Regions from separate parts of the Homo sapiens genome. Here region 1 is linked to region 2. Evidence: chromatin contacts called from ENCODE Hi-C or POLR2A ChIA-PET data. All regions are on one chromosome and are shown on one strand. The core of a region is the stretch at or near the end of the contact, and the rest is flanking DNA. Distances in the headings are between cores, read along the strand shown. Region 1 has its middle 46 kb from the start of OR2AT4. Region 2 overlaps RNF169 (ring finger protein 169).

Evidence for each region. Hi-C counts contacts between places; a loop is a spot of excess contacts on that map. ChIA-PET counts read pairs that join two places held with the same protein, here RNA polymerase II (POLR2A). Pooled maps may share reads with other maps.
Region 1: a pooled map shows a loop between it and region 2 (4-fold over the local background). The contact joins two enhancer-like sites. A Hi-C loop is called at or near these places in 2 of 37 single-sample maps with no recorded cell type and 1 of 50 pooled maps. POLR2A ChIA-PET finds 5 or more read pairs at or near these places in 2 of 52 experiments (BJ and activated T-cell).

Annotation. Positions count from the first base shown.
Region 1 is chr11:75,047,794-75,053,021 of GRCh38, reverse strand. No RefSeq gene overlaps it. Among named protein-coding and RNA genes, the nearest start is that of OR2AT4, 46 kb to the left of the region's middle. Within about 2 kb of position 3,266, at least 3 of the 41 ENCODE cell types and tissues checked have a DNase peak (open chromatin) inside an H3K27ac peak, as active enhancers do.
Region 2 is chr11:74,780,454-74,785,882 of GRCh38, reverse strand. All of the region lies in intron 1 of RNF169 (ring finger protein 169), which reads right to left. Among named protein-coding and RNA genes, the nearest start is that of RNF169, 34 kb to the right of the region's middle. Within about 2 kb of position 2,187, at least 10 of the 41 ENCODE cell types and tissues checked have a DNase peak (open chromatin) inside an H3K27ac peak, as active enhancers do.

The DNA of each region.
Region 1 (5,228 bases), core at 2,017-4,516, 270 kb before region 2:
AGTTAAAGGAAACTATGAACAAAGAAACAAATAAAACCAAAAGATGTCTCAATAAATAAAGGATATCAATAAAGAAAGAAAAATTATAAAAAGGAACTAAGTAGAAATTTAGAGTTAAAAATTATAACTGAAATGAAAATGTTTACTAGGTGGGTTCAACAGCATATTTGAGCAGGCAGTACAAAGAATCAGTGAATTTGAAGATAGGTCAATTGAGATTACCCAATTGGAGGAGCAGAGAGAAAAATGGGTGAAGAAAAATAAGCAGAGCCTAAAAGACCTGCGATACAACATCAAGCATAACAACATATGCATTATGAGAGTACCAGAAGGAGAGGAGAGAAAGGTATAAAATGAATATTTGAAGAAATAATGGCCAAACAGTTCCCAAATTTGCTGAAAGACATCAATCTACACATCCAAGAAGCTAAACAAACCTCAAGTAGGAGAAACTCAAAGACATTCACACCAATATACATTATAATCAAATTGTCAAAAGACAAAGAGAGAGTCTTGAAAGCAGCAAGAGAGACCTGAATAGTCACATGCAAGGGATCCTAAGGAAGACTTACAGATGATTTCTCATCAGAAACCACAAAGACCAGAGGGCAGTGAATTGATATATTTAAAGTGATAAAAGAAAAACAAGTCTGTCAACCAATAATTCTATATATGGCACAATGATTCTTCAAAATGAAATAGAAATTAAGACATTTTCAGATAACAAAGGTTGAGGAAGCTCATCACCAGCAGACCTTCCCTATAAGAAATACTAAGGAAAGTTCTTTCAGTTAAAATGAAAGGATAGTAACAATAAATTGATGCCATATAAAGAAAAAAGATAAGATCTCTGGTAAAGATAACTACACAGATAAATATAAAAATCTAGTATTATTGTATGTTTGGTATATAAATCACTTCTTTTTCCTATATGATTTAAAAGACAAATAAATACAAGAAAAATTATTAATCTATGTTAACAGGAACACAATTTCTAAAGATGTAATTTGTGACAATAACATAAAGGAGGAGAAGACAGCTGTACAGGCACAGAGTTTCTGTATGCTATTGAAGCTAAGCAGGTATCAATTCAAACTAGATTATTATGAATTTAGAATGTTAGTTGTAATTCTTAGGGTAACCATTAAGAAAGTATCTTTAAGATATCCAGAAAAAAAAATGAGGAGGGAATCAAAATGGCACACTACAAGAAAATCAACTAAACACAAAAGAAGGCAGTAGTAAAGGAATTAAGGAACAAAAAAAGATACGACATAAAAAACAAGTAGCAAAATGGCAGAAACAAGCCCTTCTTTACCAGTAATTTCTTTAAAAGAAAATGGATTATATTCTCCAGTTAAAAAGCAGAGATTAGAAGAATGTATTTTTTAAAAAGTATTATCCAGCTATATACTATCTATAAAAGACTCATTTTAGATCCAAAGACAAATACCTTGAATGTGAAAGTATATCAAAATATATCTCATGTGGGGAAAGATGGCAGATAGGAGGCAGGACTAGCATGCAGCTCCCACTCGGATGGATAGAATAGCATGTGGAGACTTTTGCTCCAAGAACTACCACAAGAACATACCAGGAAAGCCAAGAGAATCTACAGAGCCTTTGAAGGAACTGGATCACCAATCCAGGCTCCCTGAGATGCCAAAAAACTGTGAGTCTGCTTGGTTTCTCAACAGGAAGGCTCGTGGTCTGGAGCAAGTTCTCAGCCCAGGTCACTGGCTGCCTGGAAATAGACGTGGTACTGTTGTGGGGGCACAGTGGGAGTGACGCTGGCCTTTAGCACTGCGGGCTGCATGGGAGCAAGGTGAGGCCTTAGACTGCCAACTTTCCCCACTTCCTTGGTGACTCAGAAGAGGCAGCCATAATCCCCTTGGGAATATAACTCCATTGGACTGGGAACCACACCCCCTGACACAGGAGCCACAGCAAGCCCCGCCAAATGAGAGGCTGAGCTCAGACACACCTATCCCTGCTCCCACCTGGTGGTCTTTCTCTACCTGCCCTGCTAGCTGAAGACAAAAGTTATAATCTCTTGGGATCTCTATGGCCCTGCCCACCGCCTGAGAAACCAGAATACTTAACCAGGTTTGCATCCTTCCTATAAAACCACAGCCAATGTGATCTTGCAAGTGCCACCTCCCGACTGGAGGCCAACCAACACAAAACCGGTGCACCAAACAAAAACACAACCAAGGATCCTCACAGAGTCCACTTCACTCTCCCGCTACCTCCACCAGAGCAGGTGCTGGTAGCCATGGCTCTAAGACCTCAAGATAGATCACATCACAGGACTCTTTGCAGACACTCCTAGTACCAGCCCAGAGCCCAGTAGTTCCACAGGGTGGCTAGACTCAGAAGAGCAAAAACAGACACTACAGTTCAGCTCTCAGGAAGCCCCATTCCTAGGGGAAGGGGGAGAACACCACATCAAGGGAGCACCCGGTGGGACAAAAGAATTTGAACAGCAGCCCTTGAATCCCAAATCTTCCCTCTGACAGTCTACCCAAATGAGAAGGAATCAGAAAAACAATTCTGATAATATGACAAAGCAAGGTTCTTTAACACCCCCAAAAGATCATACCAGCTTACCAGTGTGAACCCAGAAAATCTGAAATAGGTCTCAATTTAGAAAGTTTATTTTGCCAAGGTTGACGATGCACCCGTGACACAGCCTTAGCAAGTTCTGACGACATGAGCCCAAGGTGGTCAGGGCACAGCTTAGTTTTATACATTTTAGGGAGACATGAGACATTAATCAATATACATAAGAAGTACATTGGTTCAGTCTGGAAAGGCAGGACAACTTGAAGCAAAGGTAGGAAGACTCAAAGTGGGGAGGGGACTTCCAGGTCACAGACAGGTGAGAGGAACAGTTGCATTCTTACGAGTTTCTAATCAGCCTCTTCGAAGGAAGCAATCAGATATGCATCCATGTCAGTGAGCAGAGGGGTGACTTTGAATAGAATGGAAGGCAGGTTTGCCCCAAGCATTTCCCAGCTTGACTTTTCTCTTTAGCTTAGTGATTTAGGGGCCCCAAGATTTATTTTCCTTTCACATCAGCAATGGATCCAAATCAAGATGAAATCTCTGAATTGCCAGAAAAAGAATTCAGAAGGTCGATTATTAAGTTAATCAAGGAGGTGAGAGGAGAGAAAGACCCTCTCACATTGTTTTATATTGTTTCATATTCAGTAAAAACAACAAGGAAGTAAAACCAAAGACAGGCAGCCTGGCGCCAGGCCCGAAACCAGGCCTGGGCCCACCTGGCCTAAACCCAGTAGTTAAAAATCAACTTATGATTTAGAAGCAGATGTTATTCATAGATTCCTTACATTGTATAGAAGAACATTGTGAAACTCCCTGCCCTGTTCTGTTCCTCCCTGACTACCGGTGCATGCAGCCCCTGTCACGTACCCCTTGCTTGCTCAAATCAATCACGACCCTTTCATGTGAAATCTTTAGTGTTGTGAGCCCTTAAAAGGGACAGAAATTGTGCACTCGGGGAGCTCGGATTTTGAGACAGTAGCTGGCTGATGATCCCAGCTGAATAAAGCCCTTCCTTCTACAACTTGGTGTCTGAGAGGTTTTGTCTGTGGATCATCCTGCTACAGAGGTACCAGAGTAAAGTGAAGTCCAACTTAAAGAAATCAAAAACATGATACAGGATATGAAAGGAACATTCTTCAGTGAAATAGATAGCATAAATAAAAAACAATCACAACTTCTGGAAATCAAGGACACACTTAGAGAAATGCAAAATGCACTGGAAAGTCTCAGCAATAAAATTGAACAAGCAGAAGAAAGAAATTCAGAGCTCAAAGACAAGGCTTTTGAATCTGCCCAATCCATCAGAGACAAAAAAGAATTTTTAAAAATGAACAAAGCCTCCAAGGAGTTTGAAACTATGTTAAATGTCCAAACCTAAGAATAATTGGTGTTCTCAAGGAAGAAGATAAATCTAAAAGTATGGAAAACATATTTGAGGAAATAATAGAGGAAAACTTCTCCAGCCTTGCTAGAGATCTAGACATTCAAATACAAGAAGCTCAAAAAACATCTGGGAAATTCATCACAAAAAGATCATCGCCTAGGCACATAGTCATCAGGTTATCTAAAGTCAAGACAAAGGAAAGAATCTTAAGAGCTGTGAGGCAAAAGCATCAAGTAACCCATAAAGGAAAACTTATCAGATTAACAGCAGAAACCCTACAAGCTAGAAGGGATTGAGGTCCTATTTTTAGCCTCCTTAAACAAAACAAGTATCAGCCAATAATTTTGTGAAACTAAGCTTCATACATGAAGGAAAGATACATTCTTTTCCAGACAAACAAATGCTGAGAGAATTCGCCACTACCAAGCCAGCACTACAAGAACTGCTAAAAGGAGCTCTAAATCTTGAAACAAATCCATGAAATACACCAAAACAGAACCTCCTTAAAGCATAAATCTCATGGGACCTATATAATAATAACACAATGAAAAAAAAAACCCAAGGTATTCAGGCAAAAAAATAGCATTATGAATAGAATAGCTCTTCATATCTCAACACTAACATTGAATGTGTATGACCTAAATGCCCCACTTAAAAGATACGGAATGGCAGAATGAATAAGAATTCACCAATCAAGTTTCTACTGTCTTCAGGAGACTCACCTAACACATACGGATTCACATAAACTTAAGGTAAAGGGGTGGAAAAAGATATTCCATGCAAATGGACACTAAAAATGAGCAGGAGGAGCTATTCTTATATCAGACAAAATAAACTTTAAAGCAACAACAGTTATAAAAGACAAAGAGGGACATCATATAATGATAAAAGGACTAGTCGAGCAGGAAAATATCACAATTCTAAATATAGATGCACCTAACACTGGAGCTCTCAAATTTATAAAACAATTACTACTTGACCTAAGGAGATAGGCAGCAACACAATAATAGTGGCGGACTTTAATACTCCACTGACAGCACTAGACAGGTCATCAAGACAGAAAGTCTACAAAGAATCAATGGACTTAAACTATATTCTACAACAAAAGGACTTAACAGATATTTACAGAACATTCTACTCAACAACTGCAGAATATACATTCTATTCATCAGCACATGGCACATTCTCCAAGACAGACCATATGATAGGCCACAAAACAAGTCTCAGTAAATTTAAGAAAACTGAAATTGTATCAAGTACTCTCTCATACCACAGT
Region 2 (5,429 bases), core at 938-3,437:
AATTCACTTTGGGATATTAAGAAATCTCAAAGTTCATATAAGACCAAGGAGGAACTCAGCATAATGACTGAAATCTTACTATGCCTCTGGCTTGTTTGACTGCAAAAGGTGATGTGCAGGGGTAGAGGTAGGGTACTAATTTACAGTCACCAAAATTAGTACTGATATTAATCAGTTTAGTTGGATTAAGATGAACAATGTTTAATGCTTTAAGGATCATTTTTTGCCCCAACAGGACTGTGCTATATTAAATGACACCGTGCCCAAAAGCTCAAAAATTACATAGAAAGTAAAGTACTTCTTGAATACTAAAACAGTTAAGCATAAAAGGTTGTGAATTGGTCCAAAGTGATATTAACTTAAACATTTAATCCTACGTTCTATCTTAGCTGTACCCTCTAAAAATGCTAAGAAGGAAAAAAAAAATCCTCACTTTTTTTTTGTGGGCTTGCAAAAAGAACGTAACATTAGGTTCAGATACCTGCTCTGTCAATTAAGCGAGAGTATTTAGAAATGTCAAAACTTGAATGATGGAGCCTTGGGAAATTTTATATATAATATATATAACATATATATATATCTCTAATATATATAACATATATATATCTAATATATATAACATATATATCTAACATATATAACATATATATAATATATATAACATATATATATCATATATATATATCATATATATATCATATATATATATCATATATATATATATAAAAATACATGTTGAAGCTTCTCTTTGCCTTAGTCTTCCTGTCTATCAAATGGGGATCAAAATACCGGCCAAGCTACCTCATAGGAATGCGGAAGAGCACAATTAAAAGTAACAGTAGTAGTAACCAATGAAGAATCCCCATAATAAATAAGTAAAAACAGCTAACGTTTAATGAAAAGCACACTCTATGCTAAATGTTGCATGCATGCATATGCACAAGTGCACACATGTACACGTACACATACACAGCAAAGAGTTGACACAGCAGGCCTGTCTATCCTTTTCTTTCTTTCTAACACATCAGTGGGAGAAGATGTCTATCCTTAAAAAGGCCTGCTTCCAAGGCTTGCCCTTGGCTGGTGCCTAGAAACTTGGATGTTAGGAGGGTTCCCACCCTCCTTAACTGATGAGTTGTTCACTGTACCTAAACTACAGAAACAATATAATTATGCCAAACATCTGCTTTCCTGCGGGGAATCTGAAATTCTAGCACATGCTAGGTAGAGGGTGCCTATGTGATCAGCTAATATAAACCCCAATCACTAAGTCTCTAACGAGTTTCCCTGGTTGAGAACATTTCATACGTTGTCACAACTCCTCGCTAGGGTATTAAGCACACCTTGTGTGCCTCCACTGAGAGAGGACTTCAGAAGCTTGTGATGGGTTTTCCCCAGACTTTGTCCCACACACCTTCTCCCTCTACTGATTTTGCTCGGTGTCTTTTCACTGTAATAAATCACAGCACAGAATACAACTACGTATTGAGTCCTTTAAGTCCCCCTAGCAAATCAGTGAACCTGTGGGTGGTCTTGGAGACCTCCCAACACACACATACAACACATGTCATGAACTGAAAATCTCTTTAGATCATAGTTTCAATCTCAGAAATGAAGGCAACACATCAGATAACTTCTAAAGTTAGTGATTCAGTAACAATACTTTGATTTCACTTTTATTTCCTACTCAATATGTTTCTCTAAATTTTTTAAATCTCCATTAAAGTATAATATTATAGGTAAAATGCTATTAGGATTTCAAACTTAATATTAAGAGTATGTATAACATCAAAATAATTTATTTGAAGCCTTGTGAAATGTGGTGTTTCAATCTACCTGGACTATTATGAGAAAGGAACCAGGAAAAGGCCAGAAAAATGAAGATCTCCCCCTTTTAAATCAAAGTCTCATAACATCTCTTAAAGATGAATGGAGAACATGTATGCATTCAACAGTATCAATTATGCCAAGACAGTTATTATGAACCTTTCAGTTTCCCAGATTTTTAATAAAGAACAATCACATACAATAAAACAATTGTTACTGCTGATGTGAGACTTTACTTTTCTTAATTTTCTCTTTACTTCCCTTTCCTTCCTGGGGTCACATGTCAGCTTCCTCCACCCGAAAAGAGGAAATTGTGGGTGAAATGAAAGCAATACTACCCCACCACAAAGCAGAGCAACAAGATGTCAAGTCAGAACCAGGAAAGGCAACATCATCTTCCTCAGTCCAGAGGAGTTAGTCACAAAGCTACCAATCCTTCTACCAGCTTTTACAGGGATTTTTAAGTGTTTAGTAGCACTGAAGCAATAACTCACCCTTCCTTCACCTCACAGAACAGAAATGCTGGAAACTACTTCAGGTGTCACTGAGATACTGAATATCTTAGCATTCATAAATGAATCTAATGGTTGAAGTACTTTCTTAATGCCTATCCTTTGACTATTACTATACTTAACAGGAAGAGCAACGCTCTAAGGATATGATGCCTTAAGAATGACATGCACCTGTGGCCAGTGACCTAAAATGAATCTTATGTGAATTACAGGAACAGCTATAGTTCCCTGAAGATCCTTCCTGAAAAAGGATTTTCTCTCAGCCAGAGTGATTGCTTATTAATAAAGGCAAAAAAAAAAACAAAACAAACTACAAGATAGGCATGTTGCTAATTGCATTAAACCATCAGGAATGAAGTGTCATTGCCAAAGCATCCACACTCAATGCAAAATTTAAAAAAGAACCTCACTCAACTGTGATGGGAAGATGCTATCCCAAAAACTCAAATCCAAAGGAAAGCATCCCTTGGTACCTGAGTATGCGTGAGTTTTTACCCCTGTACATTCATTTTCTATGAGTGCAGCAGAATGAAAAAGAATTTTGGACTTACTGAGTCCCAAGACCAAGACACTCATTTGAATAGTCCCACTTACTAGCTATTTGTCTTTGAACAAATTAAAAAAAAAAAAAAAAAACCTCTTTGCACATGAATTTCCTCATGTGTAACTTGGTAATAATACAACCATATATCAGAACTATAGACAAGATTAAATTAATGATGAATTCAAAAGCTTGTAAACTGCTGTTTGCCAAATTATTTAGCACTACACAAATATATAGTTATATATAATATAGTTATACTAATATGTTATAAAATGGTTAACTGAGGACTAATGTGTTTTCTTTAAATACACAGAGACAATTTTCTGTAATCAGAAGAGTTGATGCTATACCACTTATATTTCAACATGCCATAAGGGGCCATCCATATCAGTGGTCCCCAGCCTTTCTGGCACAAGGGACCAGTTTTCTGGAAGACAGTTTTTCCACTGACTGGTGTAGGGGTTGCGGGGGGAGCAGATGGTTGAGATGAAACTGTTCCACCTCAGATCATCAGGTATTAGCTTGTCATAGGACAGCACAGCCTACCTAGATCCCTTGCATGCACAGTTCACAATAGGGTTCATGCTCCTATGAGAATCTAATGCTGCCACTCATTTGCTGTGTGGCCGTGTTCCTAATAGGCCATGGACTGGTACCAGTCCGCAGCCCAGGGGTTGGGGACCCCGATCTATATGACGTGGATCTGCCTACCTCTTCATCTTCATACCACTTCATGCCCTGCCTATTTTACATTCCATCAACAACTATGATTCTTGCCCTAAACCATGCTATTTCTGCCTCTATGCCTCTGCCTGAAATGCCCTCACTTTCCACACTTAACTCTCCACCAGCCGCTTCATAGGAAGCTAAAAACAACTCATCCTTAAAACTCAGTTTAAATTTGTACAAAGCGTAAGATAATAAAACAAAGCCAAAAGATGAACTTGGAAAAAGTACTTGCCACACATATAATAAAAGGCTAATTTCCATCTCTACCACCACCAGTAGCATCATTACAGTGGTTGGCAGTTATGTAGCATGCCAGGCCCACTTCTATGCCCTGAATATTAACTAACTCAACTTCATAATGACTCTATGGGAAGGTGCTATGGTTATCCACATTTTACAGATGAGGAAACTGAGGTACACAGAGTTTCATTTGCTAAGGCTACCACTGCTGTAAGTGAAAGAGCTATGATTTAACACAAGCAATCTAGATCCAGGGTCTGCCTGTGCACTTACCCACTATGCCTTATATATATGTATGAGCCTAACAACCCCATACAACAATGGATAAAGGACATGCATAGGCAGTTCATAGTATAGAAAAATAAAAACTAAGAACAAAACACTTTTGTATCAAGTTGGTAAAGAACAAAAAGTTTCATAAGACCAGAGTTAGCAAAGCTATGCTTTATCTTAAAGATATATATGTGTACAAATATATACATACAAGAATGTTCACTGCTGATTACTCGCCATACTAAAGACTGGGAACAACCTAAATGTCCTTCAAATAAAGATTGATTAACTAATTAGATGATGGGGACACACATGGATCTATTTCTGTACTGTCTGGTTTTATTCCTCTTCTGGTCTCTGGGTTTATCTGTAGTTTTTGTTAGAATGTCATTCATTGTGTATGAAAAACTATAAAGGCCCTGGGTGATGTTATATTCCTACAGAGGATCCACCATCTTCTCTGATAGGCAGTTAGAATGAGGGGGCAGATCACTTCACAATCCAAACATGACATGAGCTGACTCAAAGACGGCTGCAGTATAAAGCTTCTACAGCTCATTCTCCCCTAGTTTGTAGCCCTCCAAGGATCCAACTGAGATCAGTGTTTCCCGAGCCTATCTTCCTTGAAAGATCATGAACTTTTTCTCCTCAACACTGGAGAACTGTTAGAGTCTGCCTTGCTTTTCAGTAGCTTTCTGTGAGGGTTCTTAGCCTTTTACCCCGCACAGTTAACAATCAGCAAACACCCTGGGAGCTAGGTAGCGGGGAAGTAGGTGGAGAGGGCAAGAGGCTATACATCTCTTCTCTTTGGGATCTTGGACCCTCAGGTTCTGGTTGCCTTGGCAGCTCTGAACTACAATTTTTGTATCCTCAGTCTCATGAAGAAAGCACCACTGACGTTTTTGCCTCTTAATAGCTGCACTCTCATTTTGCCAAGAATCCACAAATGTCTGAAATCCTGGCTGCCTTGGCAACTTACAATGCCTTCATATAGATTTTTTTAAATCAAGCTTTTCTAGTTATTCTCAACAGGAGTTTTTGTCTGCTACAATCTGCTTCATCATAGCCAGAAGCAAAATCTACATATTTCATAAGCAGTGGAGAAGATAAGATTTTCATGATGAAACTACAAGCCAAAAATTAAAACCATTTTTTAAAGTATGAAATGATGCACATCATAAGGCAAGCGTGCATACATAAGTAAATCTGAGGAAAGGAAAAAGGATCAATGAGGCTGAATTCTTAAAGGCAAGGCTTCCTGGAGGAGGTGAATTATGTTAGGCATTAAGAACAAGTACTAGTGA